Linked DNA regions of Homo sapiens: region 2 is linked to region 1. The links are chromatin loops, found by intact Hi-C in ENCODE. Cell type or tissue: CD14-positive monocyte. All regions are shown on one strand. Each heading gives the region's core, and the rest is flanking DNA. Links, peaks and the distances in the headings are about the cores only.

Region 1 (8,792 bases), core at 2,557-7,556:
CCAGCTGGCAGAGAGTGGAAAGAGCCAGAGAGAACTGGACTCTGACCCAGCTTGGTCACTGTAACTCTGTGGTACTGGAGAAGTTTCCTAACCTCTCTGAGCCTCAGTGGCTTCATCTGTAAACTGGGATGAATAGTAGCAATAGTAGGTTTTGAAAGTCATTTTTCTTAAAAAATGCCATTAAAGGACCTAGTACAGGACTTTGGCCCACAGTAAGCCCTCATAGCGCTCCTATACTCCCCAGTTCTTGCCTAAGGGCAGAATGGAAAGTAGCAGCCTCCCCCTTGCTGACTGTACTGATGTTCCAAGACCCTTTGAAAGTTATGTGTCTGGGACTTAGTGCTAAAGAACTGGCCACCCCTGCCACTCAGATGCTGCTCGGCCAGGCAGTGAAGGAAAGATTCACTCCCCATCAAGCATGTAGCCCTTCATGCCCAAAGGCTTCTGGAATACTCTGACCCTCCCTCCCCCAGCTCTGCATCACCTTCAGCTACATCAGGGAAGATATTCCTGCTTGGTAGGGAACCTTGAGTCCAAAGTCACAATGGCATCCCAATGCCTGGATCTTACCAAAGAGACCGGATTTCCACCCTTCACAAAACCACTGTCTTTGTGGTTTTTCCTCTTTGGGGTAAAACTGCAAGAGATGCTTGGGGTCTCAAAGCTACTGGATCCCAGAAGCAGGCAGCCCAGCTCTGGAGCACTCCACCTTTCATCAGGGACACAGCCAAACCAAGAGAAGGACGCTGGGCTGGAAAACACATTCTGAGACCTTGGTGCTAGTCCTGGATCAGCCACTGGCTTAAATCCCTTTGCTTCCTGAATTTCCTATTGGGTTTACAAAGATAACATGTACCATTCATAGATGTCGTGAGGATAAAACGTTCTAATCAAAACGAAGGTGTTTTGCAAACTCCTAAGCTCTGTGTCCATGTGAGCTCCTCATGATGCTCCGTGACTTTTGAACAGGAAACTGTCTCAAGTGTTCTTGCAACACTCTCTCTCCTTCATAATAGATTTTGCTGCAACCTTCAGTGGCTTCTCATTGCCTGAAGCTGGACGAGTCAGCCACTGGGAGGTCTAGGCTTGGTCTCTAGCCCAGGCTCAGCCTCAGCCTTCCAGTGTGCATCTTCCTCTCTGGGTTTCAGTTTTCCTACCTGTAACCTAAGTTGGACTAGAACATTTCCAAGTTCCTCCCAGCCCTGTAAATTCTATCTTTGATACTTATCTTAGATCTTTACAAGGGCTTAGCAGTCTCCTAAAATAAGGGAAGAGAGTTGCTTCTACTCTAGCAAAAAAAAAGTTGGGGACAGATGAAGGAAGAATGGGTGAAATGTTGGAAATTTGTGAAGCTGAGTGAGAAGCAGGTGGGGGTTCATTATGCTACTTTCACCATTTTGTGTAACTTAAAAATTTTCCCTGATAAAAAAAGTTTTTATAAAATAGAAGTTCCATTGAATTTGAGTGTCTTTACAGCCTTTGTTTTCTGGTACCCTTGGGAGGCATCCATCCCGTTTAATAAAAGGTACCTTCCACAGGAAACTCCCTTCCTTTGTCATCTTTGGTATCCCCATCTCCATCTTCCACAACAGACAGTTTGAACAGCCGCACCACTCCAGCATCAGGACAGTTTGGGGGGGTTTCCAGAATCTTCTATTCCCACTTCCCATTTCTCAAATCATTTGACCTGTCGTACGTACAAAGTAAAAAGTCCTAGACAAGAGACAGGAGAGGATTTAAATTCTTGGCCAAGCTGGGGACATTAAGGAGGCCTCCAGGGCAAAGCCTCTATGCCTACAGCTGAGTCTTCATTGTGGATCTTAGTCCAGGTACAGAGGAATTAATGGTCAGAGGTGGTTTCTCCCTGGTTCATTACATGCCTTGTGTTTGGTAGCATTTTGAACGCATGGGGGAAGCGGTAGGGCTCAGTGCAGTGGTTTGGAGACCCCATGGCCTGTGCACAAAGCATCTCCTCATGTCTCAATTGCCCCTCACTGGTGAACTGTTCATAGTGCAGGGCCCCTGCTCAGGAGGTCTTCTCTTAACCTGAGGCAAGGTGGGTGACTCCCGTGGTCCCACCTAGATGGGCTGGCCATCCTAAGGAAAGGTAGCGATCATTCCAGGCCTAGGTACACCCTCTCAGTGGAGATGCCGGAACTACTTCCCACAATGACACAGGCGCTGTCAGGACGACAGACTCAGACTAAGTCCAAACCAAGGGAGGGCAATCCCAGCCCACCTGTCCTTTCTGTCTTGGTTCCCTCTCTGCCAGCCAAGCCCAAGTGGCCAGTCCCAGCTGCTGGCTCCTGCCCATAACAGGGCATCATGTGTCTGCCCTGAGGGGCTGCACTTTTCTCCACAGCCAGGCAAGTCTGCCCTGGAAAGTTGCCTTTTTTTTTTTTTTTTTTCCGGAGACGGAGTCTCGTTCTGTCACCCAGGCTGGAGTGCAGTGGCACGATCTCGGCTCACTGCAACCTCTGCCTCCTAGGTTCAAGTGATTCTCATGCCTCAGCCGCCTGAGTAGCTGGGATTTACAGATGTGTGCCATGGATGCCCGGCTAATTTTTGTATTTTTAGTAGGGACAGGTTTTCGCCATGTTGGCCAGGCTGGTCTCAAACTCCTGAACTTAGGTGATCTGCCTGCCTCGGCCTCCCAAAGTGCTGAGTTTACAGGGGTGAGTCGCCACACCAGGCCTGGAAAGTTGCTGTTCAAACCACTCTGCAGGCCGGGCGTGGTGGCTCACGCCTGTAATCCCAGCACTTTGGGTGGCCGAGGCGGGTGGATCACTTGAGGTCAGGAGTTCAAGACCAGTCTGGTCAACATGGTGAAACCTTGTCTCTACTAAAAATACAAAAAATTAGCTGGGCGTGGTGGCATGTGCCTGTAATCCTAGCTGCTGGGGAGGCTGAGGCAGGAGAATCACTTGAACCCGGGAGGCGGAGGTTGCAGTGAGCCGAGATCGTGCCACTGCACTCCAGCCTGGGGGACAGAGTGAGACTACGTCTCAAAAAACAAAACAAAACAAAACGAAACAAAGCAAAACAAAAAAACCACTCTTCAGTTGGCACATGCAGGCAGACAAGCCTCTGGAGTCAATGATGGCAAAAGTAACTGTTCAGGTTTTATCAGATTTTCCCTGTTGTGTGTTTTAAGCAAAAAATGCCGAAGAATCTTTATCTGAATAGCTCAGGTTTTTCTGTGGTCCAGTAAGAGGACATTGGGTGGGGAAGTAGGGGGAATGTACCCATATAAACTGGATGCATTCATTATGTTTTCATTGATTATTTATTGAACTCCTGCTATGTACCTAGCACTGAGCTGGGTGCTGAAGATGAAGAAAAATCAGACAAGTCCTGCCCTCAAAGAGTTCCCCAGACTAGACTAAGTAGCAATAAGACATAAACAGAAAAAGCTATCATAAAATAAAATAGAAAGCAATGAGTGTAAAAGGATTATGGTAAGGTGACGTAAGAATTTTTCTTTTTTTTTTTTTTTTAGACAAAGTCTCACTCTGTTGCCCAGGCTGGAGTGCAGTGGCATGATCTCGGCTCACTGCAACCTCTGCCTCCCAGGTTCAAGCGATTCTCAGCCTCCTGAGTAGTTGGGACTACTGGTGCGCACCACCATGCCCAGCTAATTTTTTGTATTTTTTGTCTTCAGTAGAGACAGGGTTTCACCATATCGTCCAGGCTGGTCTCTAACTTCTGACCTCGTGATCCACCCGCCTCGGCCTCCCAAAGTGCTGGGATTACAGTCATGAACCACCGCACCCAGCCGTAAGGATTTTTAAAAGGGAAAAAAAATGAATATTTACTGAACATCTAGCATGTGCCAGGATCGCACTGAGAATTCTACAAACCTCATCTCATTTAAAGTTTGTAAAAGGACTTATTAACTGTTTCACGGAGGAGGAACCCAAGACCCAGAACTTGACAGGTCACACAGCTAGTAAGTAGCAGAGCCAGGATTAAAACCCAGGGCCATCTGACTCCAAAATACATAGATTAAATGCTACTTGTAAATTTTTCTGCTAGGCATGGTGGCTAACGCCTGTAATCCCAACATTTTGGGAGGCCAAAGCAGGAGGATCATGTAAGGCCAGGAGGTCGAGATTGCGGTGAGCTATAATCACACCACTGCACCCCAGCCTGGGTGACGGAGTGGAACTTTGTCTTTAAAGACAAAGTTGTCTTTAAAGAAAAGTTTTTTTTGCCTGGGCGCGGTGGCTCACGCTTGTAATCCCAGCATTTTGGGAGGCCGAGGCGGGCGGATCACGAGGTCAGGAGATCGAGACCATCCTACATGGTGAAACCCCGTCTCTACTAAAACACAAAAAATTAGCCGGGTGCGGTGGCGGGCGCCTGTAGTCCCAGCTACTCAGGAGGCTGAGGCAGGAGAATGGCGTGAACCCAGGAGGCGGAGCTTGCAGTAAACCGAGATCGCGCCACTGCACTCCAGCCTGGGCGATAAAGCGAGACTCCGTCTCAAAAAAAAAAAAGAAGTTTTTTTTTGTTTTTCTTAAATTCACATATAATGAATGATAAATGCAACCACTTGATAGCTCTATTCAGCATAACAAACAATTGGGTATCAATCTCATCTCTAACTCTGGGTTATTGGGGCTTCTGCCGTTGCTGGGCTTGGCAGACTATCACGTAGGAAAATGTCCCAAGACTATCTCAACAGGCCGCCGCAGGGCGCCATCTCGTGTTCTCAAATGGAACTGCAGCGGAGGAACCTTTGTAGTCCTGAGCCCCTTCCTCTCTCTCTACTTAATATCAAACTGCAAAGTGCTGCAGGCACCATTACCAAAGGCTTAGCCTGAATTGAGAAAACCAGAGACCTCTGGCAACTCTGTATGGGAAAACACCTGCAAATCAGAGTTGCTGTTCTGCTGTGTTTGCAACAAACGTCCTTCATAATACAAGGAGTTCCTTGTCTGTGACAGACCTTTGCTAAGACACTGGAGATTTGAGAGGGAAGATGTGGCCCTTGAGTTGCTCACAGTCTAGTGAGGGAACAGCCAAATGCATGAAAATCATAACTGCATGTGCCAAGTGCTCTGATAGAGAGGAACACAGAGTGAATTGGAAAGCCTCCCGGATGAGATTACCATGGAGCTGAAGCTTTGGCATGTGTAGGAGTCTGTCAGACTGAGAAGAGGTTAAAGATAGATGATCCAGGCTGAAGGATGGGATAGAAAAGTGAACAGAAGCTGGGGCAGAACTGCAAGTGTTTCAATTTCAGCAAAGTCCAGTTAACAACCAGTGGAGGAAAGGCCACAGGTGGCCAGGGGCCAGGTCATAAAGGATCTTCAAGTGATGTTAAGAAGAATAGACCTTCTCCTGCAGGCTATGGGGCTTGGAGCAAGTCACTGACTCAGTTAGATCTGAATTTTATTTTATTATTATTATTATTATTATTATTATTATTATTATTATTATTGAGATGGAGTTTCGCTCTTGTTGCCCAGGCTGGAGTGCAGCGGCATGATCTGGGCTCACTGCAACCTCTGCCTCTTGGGTTCAAGCCATTGTCCTACCTCAGCCTCCCGAGTAGCTGGGATTACAGGCGCCTGCCACCATGCCTGGCTAATATTTTTTGTATTTTTAGTACAGAGGGGGGTTTCGCCATGATGGCCAGTCTGTTCTCGAACTCCTGACCTCAGGTGATCCACCCGCCTCGGCCTCCCAAAGTGCTGGGGATTACAGGTGTGAGCCACTGTACCTGGCCTAGATCTGCATTTTAGAAAGAATAATCTAGTAACAGAGGAGAGTCTGGAAGGGAGAGGACCAGAAACCAGGAACCTGGTTCAGATGCTTTCGTAATTTGGTAATCCCCTTTGTAACTAGAGAAGACATACTTGAGACCCAAATTAAGGTCAAGATCATCAGGGTGGAGACAAAAAGACAGATCTGAGAGGCATTAAGGAAGCAAAACCACAGTGACCGATGACTTGGGAATGAGGAAACTGGAGGAGTTGAGTAAGTAAAGGATACACTCCTGAGGGCAGGTTTGATGGAGAGGATAAGATCCGCTTAGGACATGTGGAGTTGGTATTGAAGGAACAAAGGAGGCAGTTCAGTGGGTCTGGAGCTTTGGAGAGATGTTTCAGCCAGAGACTGGGAGTCATTCACATATTTATAGCTCTGAAGTCTTCGAAGAAATTGAAATCACCCATGAAAAGCGGGTCGTGTGGGACGAGAAGAAAAAGCATAGGATAGTACCTGGGGGACCTTGGATGTTGTTTTCAAGCTTCTAGAAAAGGAGCCTGTACAAGATCAAGAAGGTGGCCCAAAGTGGTAGGAATGAAAAACAGGCACATATGGAATATATACTTCTGAGAGTACCGAAGATTTTCCAAAGGGTATCCAGGAATGGAACTTTAAGAGAATCTTCAATTTCGTGTGTTCTCTTTTCTAAGCCAGATTGCTTGCCAATGAACCAATATTTGAAGGATTGTGCTGTGGGTTTTCTTTCCTACTTCCTATTCCACAATCCTAGTCTGCCACTGTGGTGCATTTTTCCCCAGGGTATGAAAATCTAGGGTGCCAGAGCAAAGGGACAGCTCAAAGTTTTAGTGTAGACAGTGACAGCATCACTAGGAACCAATCAAATATCAGCTGATACACTGTTAAAAGCAATTCTGATGATAGATTATTATGTGATTTTGGGAGGAGATTTCTAATTGAATGACATTTATATAACAAATCTTTCCTTCCTATCTACTTATTTTGTTTTAAAAAAATTTCTCAGTGCTTATGGTCATAAAAAAAATAAACAAAAACAGAAAAAAGAAAAAGTGATGCTGACCCCTAGCAAAAAGAAATAGTCACTCATGGATATATAAACAAATAGATAACATAATTTTTTAAGTCCTATCTGTCTCATTAAGAGATGCATCCCCAGCCGGGTGTGGTGGGTCACGCCTGTAATCCTAGCACTTTGGGAGGCCGAGGCGGGTGGATCACCTGAGGTCAGGAGTTTGAGACCAGCCAGGCCAACCCGGTGAAACCCCATCTCTACTAAAAATACAAAAATTAGCCTGGTGTGGTAATGTGGATGCATCATCCCCAACAAAAGTATACACTTTCATATTAAGATTTATAAGATACTTGTTATTTTGAATACTAATAATTATTACAATGATAACTGCATCCAAAAGAAATTGCTCTTCATCTGACCCTTTTCCATTTAGTCCTGCTGTGAAAATCTTTGTCCCGGCCCCTGCCCCATGTCACTCGTCAGTTTCCATGATTCCTCCTCTCTGTTCCAGGCTCTCCCAAATCCACTCCCATCTCTCAACACCCCAAGACTGATCTTCCTACAGTCTGACCATAGGAGTCCCTGGGAACCCAAAGTGTGGGCCCTGGGGCTCCAGCATCAGCATTGGCATCACTGTGGATTTTTTTTTTTTTTTTTTTTCGAGACGGAGTTTCGCTCTTGTTGCCCAGACTGGAGTACAGTGGCGCAATCTTGGCTCACTGCAACCTCTGCCTCCTGGGTTCAAGCAATTCTCCTGCCTCAGCCTCTCAAGTAGCTGGGATCACAGGTGCCCGCCACCACACCTGGCTAATTTTTGTATTTTTAGTAGAGACGGGGTTTCACCATGTTGGCCAGGCTGGTCTGGAACTCCTGACCTCAGGTGATCTGCCCGCCTCAGCTTCCCACAGTGCTGGGATTACAGGCGTAAGCCACTGCACCCGGACCCAGGATTTTCATTTTGGTTACAATGCAGCTCAGCAGTCCTCCAATGGAATACTGAATAAACAAACTATAGTACATATGTAAACAGAATACTACTCAGTAATAAAAAAAAGACTGGGCTGGGCACGGTGGCTCATGCCTGTAATCCCAGCACTTTGGGAGGCCAAGGTGGGCAGATCACTTGAAGTCAAGAGTTCGAGGCCAGCTTGGCCAACATGGTGAAACCCCATCTCTACTAAAAATGCAAAAAATAGCTGGGTGTGGTGGTGGGCACCTATAATCCCAGCTACTCAGGAGGCTGAGACAGGAAAATTGCTTGAACCCAGAAGGCGGAGGTTACAGTGAGCCAAGATTGCACCACCGCACTCCAGCCTGGGCAACAGAGCAAGACTCCGTCTCAAAAAAAAAAAAAAAAAAAGAACGAACTATTGATCTATTGATACAAGCAACACAGATAGATGTCAACATATTATGCTAAGTTTAAAAAGCCTTATAAAAAGGTAAATACTGTGTAAATACTGTATAATTCCATTTATATGAAAGTATAAAACAGACAAAACTAATCTATGGTGGAAAAAAAATCAGAGGAGTGCATATCTCTGAGGAGCAAAGGTGAAGATTGACTGTAAAGAATGTAAGAGGAGGCTGGGAACAGTGGCTCTCGCCTGTAATCCTGGCACTTTGGGAGGCCAAAGCAGGCAGATCACCTGAGGTCAGGAGTTCGAGACCAGCCTGGCTAACATGGCGAAATCCCGTTTCCACTAAAAATGCAAAAAAAAAGGCCTGACGTGGTAGTGCACACCTGTAGTTCCAGCTACTCAGGAGGCTGCGGCAGGAGAATCACTTGAACCCGGGAGGCGGAGGTTGCAGTGAGCTGAGATTGCACCATTGCACTCCAGCCCGGCAACAGAGCGAGACTCCATCTCAAAAATAAAAATAAAGGCCAGGTGCGGTGGCTCACACCTGTAATCCCAGCACTTTGGGAGGCTGAGGCGGGTGGATCACAAGGTCAGGAGTTCAAGACCAGCCTGGCCAATATGGTGAAACCCCATCTCTACTAAAAATACAAAAATTCGCCGGGCAT
Region 2 (8,792 bases), core at 1,833-6,832, 45 kb before region 1:
TCAGGACTCTCCCTGTTGGAAAAACAAGTTACAAATAAGAAAAGGGGGAAGGCTAGAATGACCCCTGTTGTTTTGGATTAGAATCAGAGGTGTCAATCTGAGGTATGAACACATGGTTTTTAGTGTACACACACAGATAGATACGGCAGGAACTCGCATCCAGGAACAGAGCCCTTTGCTCCTCCCTCAGAATGAATGGGGACCAGAAATCAGATGTTTATGCCCAAGAAAAGCAGGATTTCTTTCAGCACTTCTCCCAGATCGTTGGGGTGCTGACTGAGGATGAGATGGGGCACTCAGAGATAGGAGATGCTATTGCCCGGCTCAAGGACGTCCTGGAGTACAATGCCATTGGAGGCAAGTATCACCGGGGTTTGACGGTGCTAGTAGCGTTCCAGGAGCTGGTGGAACCAAGGAAACAGGATGCTGATAGTCTCCAGAGGGCCTGACTGTGGGCTGGTGTATGGAACTGCTGCAAGCTTTCTTCCTGGTGACAGATGACATCATGGATTCATCCCTCACCCGCTGGGGACAGATCTGCTGTTATCAGAAGATGGGCATGGGGTAGGATGCCATCAATTATGCTATCCTTCTGGAAGCATGTATCTACTACCTGCTGAAGCTCTATTGCCAAGCACAGCCCTATTACCTGAACCTGATCGAGCTCTTCCTGCAGATTTCCTGTCAGCCTGAGATTGGGCAGACCCTGGACCTCATCACAGCCCCTAGGACAATGTGGATTTTGGCAGATTCACTGAAAACAGGTACAAATCTATTGTCAAGTACAAGATAGCTTTCTACTCTTTCTACCTTCCTGTAGCTGCAGCCATGTACATGGTAGGAATCGATGGTGAGAAGCAGCACGCCAATGCTTAGAAGATCCTACTGGAGATCGAGAGTTTTTTCAAATTCAGGATGGTTACCTTGACCTCTTTGGGGACCCCACTGTGACCCGCAAAGTTGGCACTGACATCCAGGACAACAAATGCAGCTGGCTGGTGGTTCAGTGTCTGCAACGATCCACTCTGGAACAGTACCAGATCCTGAAGGAAAATTACGGACAGAAGAAGGCCAAGAAGGTAGTCCAGGTGAAGGCACTGTATGAGGAGCTGGATCTGCCGGCCGTGTTCTTGCAGTATGAGGAAGACGGTTACAGCCACATTATGGGTCTCACTGAACAGTACGCAGCGCCCCTGCTCCCAGCCATGTTTCTGGGGCTTGTGTACAAAATCTACAAGCAGAAAAAGTGACCTAGAGACTGCAAGGACTCGGGAGAGGAGGCACTCAATAAATATTGTGTAAAAAAAACAAAAACAAAAACAAAAACAAAAAAAAAGATACAAAATATATAGAAATATCTTTATTTACATTTTTTTCTATATTTTATTAACTGGCTCTGTTTGTGAGAGGACCTGGAAGCAATAACACACCAGTAGCAATGAAATCTAACATCAAGATCTTGGTTTCTTAATATCATTTTCCAATTTAAAAAAAAAAAAAGAGCTTCTTGGAGAAATGGCTGATTCTAGAGTTGGGGCAGTGAAAATCAGAGCCGAGACTGGAGTATCTTGTGGTGCCACAAAGCAAGGACATGCTCTGAAAGGAAGGGAGCATGACAAGAGGGAGCCAGGAGCTGAATCAGGGTTCCCAATGGCTAATGCTTGGACAATCTGAGCAACAAAATAATGATAATCTTACATCATAACCCATAAAATAAATATCCATAGTGCACACTGATATGAATAAATAACTAGGAGAGAAGAGATATGCTTCCTTATCACATAATTCCAGTTAATAAATGTGGAAGGAATAATGGAAATGGAAAATCACCATTAAGCAAACATTGCAGTTATAATTGTTGCAGATGAAAACTGTTGATGGATGCTAAGCTTAGTGGGTGGAAGAATGATGAGAAACATCATAATCACAAAAACACCATAATCTTAAAAATATATCCCCACAAGAAACTTAATAGTGGAGAAACCTAGCAGACACCACCTTAACTGAGTAGTCAATGTTAGCATTACTAATAAGATGACATATGTTCCCCCCAGTATGATGCACTGGAAAGGACACAGCTTTCTGTTGTATTCCTGCCAGAAATGTATAACCTCAATCTAATCATGAAAAACCATCAAACCCAAATTGAGGGACATTCTATAAAATGCCAGACTAGTAATCTTCAGAAGTCCCAAAGTCATGAAAGACAAAGACTGAGGAATTGTCACAGCTTTAAGGAGACATGACAACTAAACTGCACGATCTGTTTTAGATTTTGGACCGGAAAAGGACACTAGTGAGAAAACTGGGGAATACCAGTAAGATTTGTAGATTGGTTAATCATACTGTATCAATGTTAATGTCCTTCTTTGGATAGTCATACTATAACTATATAAGATGTTAATGTTGGTGGCAGCTAGATGAAGTGTACTATTTTTGCAACTTTTCTGTAAAACTAAAATTAGTGCAAAATAAAAGTTCAAAAAATTTTTTAACTGTTAAATAAACATTGTGAAAGCATGTGATAGGAGAGACCATCATATGAAAAACATGGAAATTTTGGTTGACCCTATGTGTTAAGTCAAAAAACATGTAGCTGGGCACAGTGTCTCATGCCAGTAATCCCAAAGCTTTTGCAGGCTGAGAGGGGAGGATCACTTGAGCTCAAGAGTTCACGACTGGCCTGGACAACAAAGCAAGATCTCCATATCTACAAAAAAAATTTAACATTAGCCAGTTGTGGTGGCATACACCTGTGATCCCAGCTACTTGGGAGGCTGAGGCAGGAGGACCACTTGAACCCAGGAGGTTGAGGCTGCAGTGAGCACCACTGCACTCCAGTCTGAGTGACAGGCATTTTATTCACTAGAACTCCTCCTAGGAAAGTACCATGTGTATGACTTCTTTTTTTAAGAAGTACTTCTGGAAGACACTTGGGGTAGAGAGCTAGAAGCCAAAATGATAAAAACATGATCCCTCAACTGCTGTACATAAGATGACTACAGGACTTAAAGTTGCTTCCCAAAGGGAAGAGTAGAGGGAAATCACTCAAATACAAAGAAAAGATTGTGGGGATAAGAAGGCTAGTTTCTCCTGCATTGGAGGGAGAGGAGAGAAGGGGAAAGTCCCTGGAAACAACACAGCCAGGAAGAAAAATTTGAAGAATAAAAATGTCTAAGAGGAATTTTTTTTCAGTTATATTTTATGTGGCCTCTCACCTCTCTCCCCGACAAAATATTCAGTGGTCCTTATTGCACAGTCGTGTGAGTGGATTCTTGTGGGTAAACATAAGGCTGATTAGTATGGGAAAAATTTAAAAACTGGAGGATGAGGCCAGGCATGGTGGCTCACACCTGTAATCCCAGCATTTTGGGAGGCCGCCGCAGGCAGATCACGAGGTCAGGAGATTGAGACCATCCTGGCTAACATGGTGAAACCCCGTCTCTACTAAAAACACAAAAAATTAGCCAGGCATGGTGGTGGGCGCCTGTAGTCCCAGCTACTTGGGAGGCTGAGGCAGAAGAATGGCGTGAACCCGGCAGGCGGAGCTTGCAGTGAGCCGAGATCATGCCACTGCACTCCAGCCTGGGCAACAGAGCGAGAATCTGTCTAAAAAAAAACAAACAAACAAACAAAAAAAACACTGGAGGATGAGAGGAGAATGGGCATCTGGACTACAATAAGGCCAGTGATAATAGGTACCATTTCTGAGTTTACTAAATGCCAGGTGCCAAGTTAAATTTCTTATGTTCCTCAAAATGAACCACAAAGTACTTATTATTACAGTATTTTTATAGAAGAGGAAACAGGTTTGGAAATCCTGTGTCTTGCCCTAGCTCACGTACGTACTACATAAAGGTTATCAGATTCTAACCCAGGATCTCCAAAACTGACACTAAAATGCACCTCCTCCTCTGTCACAGCACTGTTTTATTAGCTCTGTAGCTCTGTTCTTGTTCATCCTGTGAAGTATGAGACCGGCCCATGTTCTGTAGTCACCTGTATCTTCACTGCTCAGCACCAGGCCTGGTGTGGAACGGATGCTCGGCAGATAGCTGCTGAGTCAGTGAGGGAAGGCTGTGTCATGCGACAATGAGGTGGGAAGAGCAACTTATTAAGCTAATAAAATCCCCAGCTGCTGTTGGAAGTCCAGGTCAAGAGAAGAAACCCCATTGTACTCTTTGCTGACGGAGCTATAGCTGAAGCGCTGCACCACACTTTAAGGGTGGTATGGAAAGCTAGTTTTCAGAAGGGGCTGACTTCCTCAGCTCGGGGTGGTAGGTAGTCATTGTAGAAATTTAAAAGAAAAGCCACAGTGTCACCAGGGAAAACCCAATAACCAAGTGCCATGCGGTCTCACTGGTTGTGTTTGGGAAGTACTACCACTAATCAATGTATAAACCAAGTGCCAATTTGCAGGAAGAAATAAAATTATCATGCAAACGATAATACAGTCAGCCTGCACAGAGCATTCTCTCCATTTAGATAGATCAGGAGGTTGCTGGTGACCCCTCCTTCCCCCGTTCCACCATCACCCCCACCCCCACTCCAAGGAAATGACTTTTCAGCTGAAATCACAAGGCTAAGTATGCATTCTTTAGGTGAGAGAGTGAGAACAGGGAAGAGAGAAAAACTGGAAAATTTTTCATGAAGAAACAACTGTATATACAAAGTTTCTAAAGGGAAACATGGCATGATATTTTAGAGGAATTGAAAGGTGGCCACAATGGCTAATCAACCAAGAGCCAAGAGGAGAGAGGCACGAGATGAAGCTGAAGAACCTGGGTCCAGATGACATGAGCTTGTATTTTGTTTGTCTGTTTTTTTTTTTTTTTTTTTTTTTGAGACAGAGTCTCGCTCTGTCACCCAGGCTGGAGTGCAATGGCATGATCTCAGCTCACTGCAACCTTTGCCTTCCGGGTTCAGGCAATTCTTCTGCCTCAGCCTCCCAAATAGCTGAGATTACAGGTTCCCGCCACCATGCCTGACTAATTTTTTGTATTGTTAGTAGTGACGGGGTTTTGCCATGTTGGCCAGGCTGGTCTCGAACTCCTGACCTCAGGTGATCCACCCGCCTCGGCCTCCCCAAGTGCTGCAATTACAGGCATGAGCCACCGCATCCAGCCAGTGTCTGTTTGTTTGTTTGTGTTTGTTTTGTTTTGAGATGGAGTCTCACTCTGTCACCCAGGCCGGAGTGCAGTGGCACAATCTTGGCTCACTGCAACCTCTGCCTCCTGGGTTCAAGCGATTCTCCTGCCTCAGCCTCCCAAGTAGCTGGGACTACAGGTGCCTGCCACCATGCCCCACTAATTTTTTGTATTTTTTTTTTTTTTTTAGTAGAGACAAGGTTCCACCCAGTTAGCCAGGATGGTCTCTATCTCCTGACCTCATGATCTACCTGCCCCCGCCTCCCAAAGTGCTGGGATTACCGGTGTGAGCCACCGTGCCCAGCCATCTGTTTGTTTTTCAATGAACATTTTGGAATAATTTGAAATTCACCTAAAAGTTGCAAAGATAATACTAACAGTTCCCACATATCCTTTATCCAGTTTCCCCAAAGTTAAGATCTTACATTACCATGGCACATTTGACAAAACTAAGAAACACTGATATATTACTATTAAATAGACTCCAAACTTTTTTTTACTGGTTTTTCCAGTGATATCAGTGATATCTATTTTCTGTTCTAGGATCCAGTCCAGGGTACCACACTGTGTCTCTATAGGCTCCTCTTTTTTTTTTTTTTTTTTTTTTTTTTTTTTTTTTTTTTTTTTTTTTTTTTAGTTGGAGTCTCACTCTGTCGCCTAGGATGGAGTGCAATGGCACTATCTGGGCTCAATGCAACCCCCACCTCCCAGGTTCAAGCGATTCTCCTGCCTAAGCCTTCCTAGTAGCTGGGATTACAGGCATGTACCACCACGCTGGCTAATTTTTGTATTTTTAATAGAGACAGGGTTTCACCATGTTGGCCAGGCTAGGCTTGAACTCCTGACCTTGTGATCTGCCCACCTTGGCCTCCCCAAGTGCTGGGATTACAGGTGTAAGCCACCATGCCTGGCCTATAGGCTCCTCTTAAACGTGAAAATTTCCTCAGACTTTTTGTTTTTGATGACCTTGACAGTTTTGAGAAATACTGGTTAGGTATTTTGTAGAATGTCCCCAATTTACATTTGATGTTTTCCTGGGATTATGGGTTTTGGGGAAACAATACCACAAAGACTAAATGCCTTTTCATTACATGATATCAAGGTGTGCTATCAACACAACTTATCACCTTAACCTTGATCACCTGGCCCAGATAATTTTTGTATTTTTAGTAGAGACAGGGTTTCACCATGTTGCCCAGGATGGTTTCAATCTCCTGACCTGTGATCCTCCTGCCTTGGCTTCCCAAAGTGCTGGAATTAATTGAATGATTTTTAAGCAGTATTGTGACATTAGATTTCCTTTTTAAGATTAATACGCTGGCTGTATCAAATGTACCAAATGGAGACAGGTGTAGATATGGATACATGAGTAAAAAGGCTGTGGCCTGGGCCGGTCGCTGTGGCTCACGCCTGTAATCTCAGCACTTTGGGAGGCCGAGGCGGGTGGATCACGAGGTCGGGAGATCCAGACCATCCTGGCTAACATGGTGAAACCCCATCTGTACTAAAAATACAAAAAAAAATAGCTGGGCGTGGTGGGCGCCTGTAGTCCCAGCAACTTGGGAGGCTGAGGCAGGAGAATGGCCAAACCCGAGAGGCGGAGCTTGCAGCGAGCCCAGATCGCGCCACTGCACTCCAGCCTGGGCGACGACTCCGTCTCAAAAAAAAAAAAAAAGGTTGTGGCCGGGCGAGGTGGCTCACACTCCAGCACTTTGGGAGGCCGAGGCGGGCAGATCACCTGAGGTCAGGAATTCGAGACCAGCCTGACCAACATGGAGAAAACCCGTCTCTACTAAAAATACAAAATTAGCCAGGCATGGTGGCACATGCCTGTAATCCCAGCTACTCGGGAGGCTGAGGCGGGAGAATAGCTTGAACCCGGGAGGCGGAGGTTGCGGTGAGCCGCGATCATGCCATTGCACTCCAGCCTGGGCAACAAGAGCGAAACTCTGTCTCAAAAAAAAAGCGGGGATTTGGGGGGGGGTTGGGGGAGGGAAGGGGCCGGGCGCGGTGGCTCACACCTATAATCCCAGCACTTTGGGAGGCCGAGGCAGGTGGATCACGAGGTCAGGAGATCAAGACCAGCTTGACCAACATGGTGAAACCCCGTCTCTACTAAAAATAGAAAAAAAATTAGCCAGGTGTGGTAGTGCGCGTCTGTAGTCCCAGCTGCTCTGGAGGCTGAGGCGGGAGAATTGCTTGAACCCGGGAAGCGGAGGCTACAGTGAGCTGAGATCGCGCCACTGCACTCCAGCCTGAGCGACAGAGCGGGACTCCGCCTCAAAAAAAAAAAAAAGGTTCTATCAGTGGTTGGCATAAAAGTTAAGAATGAGAAAAATGGGTAGATTAAGAGATACTTAACAAGTAAAATTGGCAGCATTTGTCCATTTTTAGTTGAATAAAAGGAATGGAAGAAGGTTTGAGAATGACTGCCAGGAACCAAGTTTCTGGTTGAGAAGCTGATTGGATATCAACAAGGGTGAAAGCAAAAGGACACTGAAGAGGCAGGCAGAGCTGCCTGAGGACTTACTGATGGAGGCGACCCCAGCACTGTGGAGGAAGAATGCTGTGGGTCAGGTGCCCCGGCGGAATTCCGGAGGCATCGATTTCCTGTGTATTCATATCTACTCTGATGATTCTGCACCCTGGACAGAACCCTTTAAAAATAAAACACCCTTGTCCAGTTAGGTAAAGCTTTGATTCCCTTGAGGGAAAAGTCTTCCTCATTTGCTCCAAAATCCTTGACAGTTAACAACAATGTAGTATTCATACTCTGCATTTCCATCAAGGATTGTACTTTCAAAGCACCAGCACTTGTACATGCCACACTAGGTGTGAAGTTCATTACGGTTCTGAGTCCCCAGAGAGCTCTGTGGACATTTCACCAATTTTGTTTAAGCCTCAGGAGCCATGTTACCAAGGCACAGATCAAGATCCTAAAAAAAGACTCAGTAACATAAGAGGTTTCAGAAATTGGGAAGAGGGAGTGTGGTTGACACTGTAGGGAAGCTTCTTGAGCAAGGGAAAGATGAAGTCAAGCTGTTCACAGGGAAGTAAATTGTGAAAGGCCTTAGAGCCCATTTTAAGAACTTGGACTATTTCTCTGTGTGCAGCGGAAACCACTGAGTTGTGAATGGAGAGGGAACACAAGTGATCTTATATTTTGAAGGACCCTTCTGACTGCAGGTTGGGAACAAATTGTAGAGGAGCAAGGAAATAAGCCAGACGACCAGCTAGGAGGTCACTGCAAAATCTATACAAGGGACTTCAAGTGGCTCGAGTCAGGATAGCAGTAGTTTAATAAGTAATTTATATATATATGAAATTATATATATTAATTTTATATAAATTATATAATTTATGTTAATTTATATATAATATATATAATTTATATACTTTTTTTTTGAGATGGAGTCTCACTCTGTTGCCCAGGCAGGAGTGCAGTGGCATGATCTCGGCTCACTGCAACCTCCACCTCCCAGGTTCAAGCGATTCTCCTGCCTCAGCCTCCCAAGTAGCTGGGATTACAGGTACGCGCCACCACACCCAGCTAATTTTTGTATTTTTAGTAGAGACGGGGTTTCACCATGTTGGTCAGGATGATCTCGGTCTCTTGACGTCGTGATCCGCCTGCCTCGGCCTCCC

Evidence for each region. Peaks named below come from ENCODE experiments on the same cell type or tissue, not always from the same donor. Only the 100,000 strongest peaks of a DNase experiment are listed, where the experiment ranks them.
Region 2: a loop joins it to region 1, with 2.1 times the contacts of the local background. A loop is called at or near these places in 4 of 110 quality-filtered maps.

Annotation. Positions count from the first base shown.
Region 1 is chr15:79,988,869-79,997,660 of GRCh38, forward strand. No RefSeq gene overlaps it. Among named protein-coding and RNA genes, the nearest start is that of BCL2A1, 22 kb to the left of the region's middle. In CD14-positive monocyte, for the core only: CTCF peaks have their summits at 4,722 (motif pointing left) and 4,922; DNase peaks (open chromatin) are centred at 4,693 and 5,873.
Region 2 is chr15:79,944,331-79,953,122 of GRCh38, forward strand. It overlaps the pseudogene FDPSP9. Among named protein-coding and RNA genes, the nearest start is that of BCL2A1, 22 kb to the right of the region's middle. In CD14-positive monocyte, for the core only: no CTCF peak of the experiment used is centred there; a DNase peak (open chromatin) is centred at 4,081.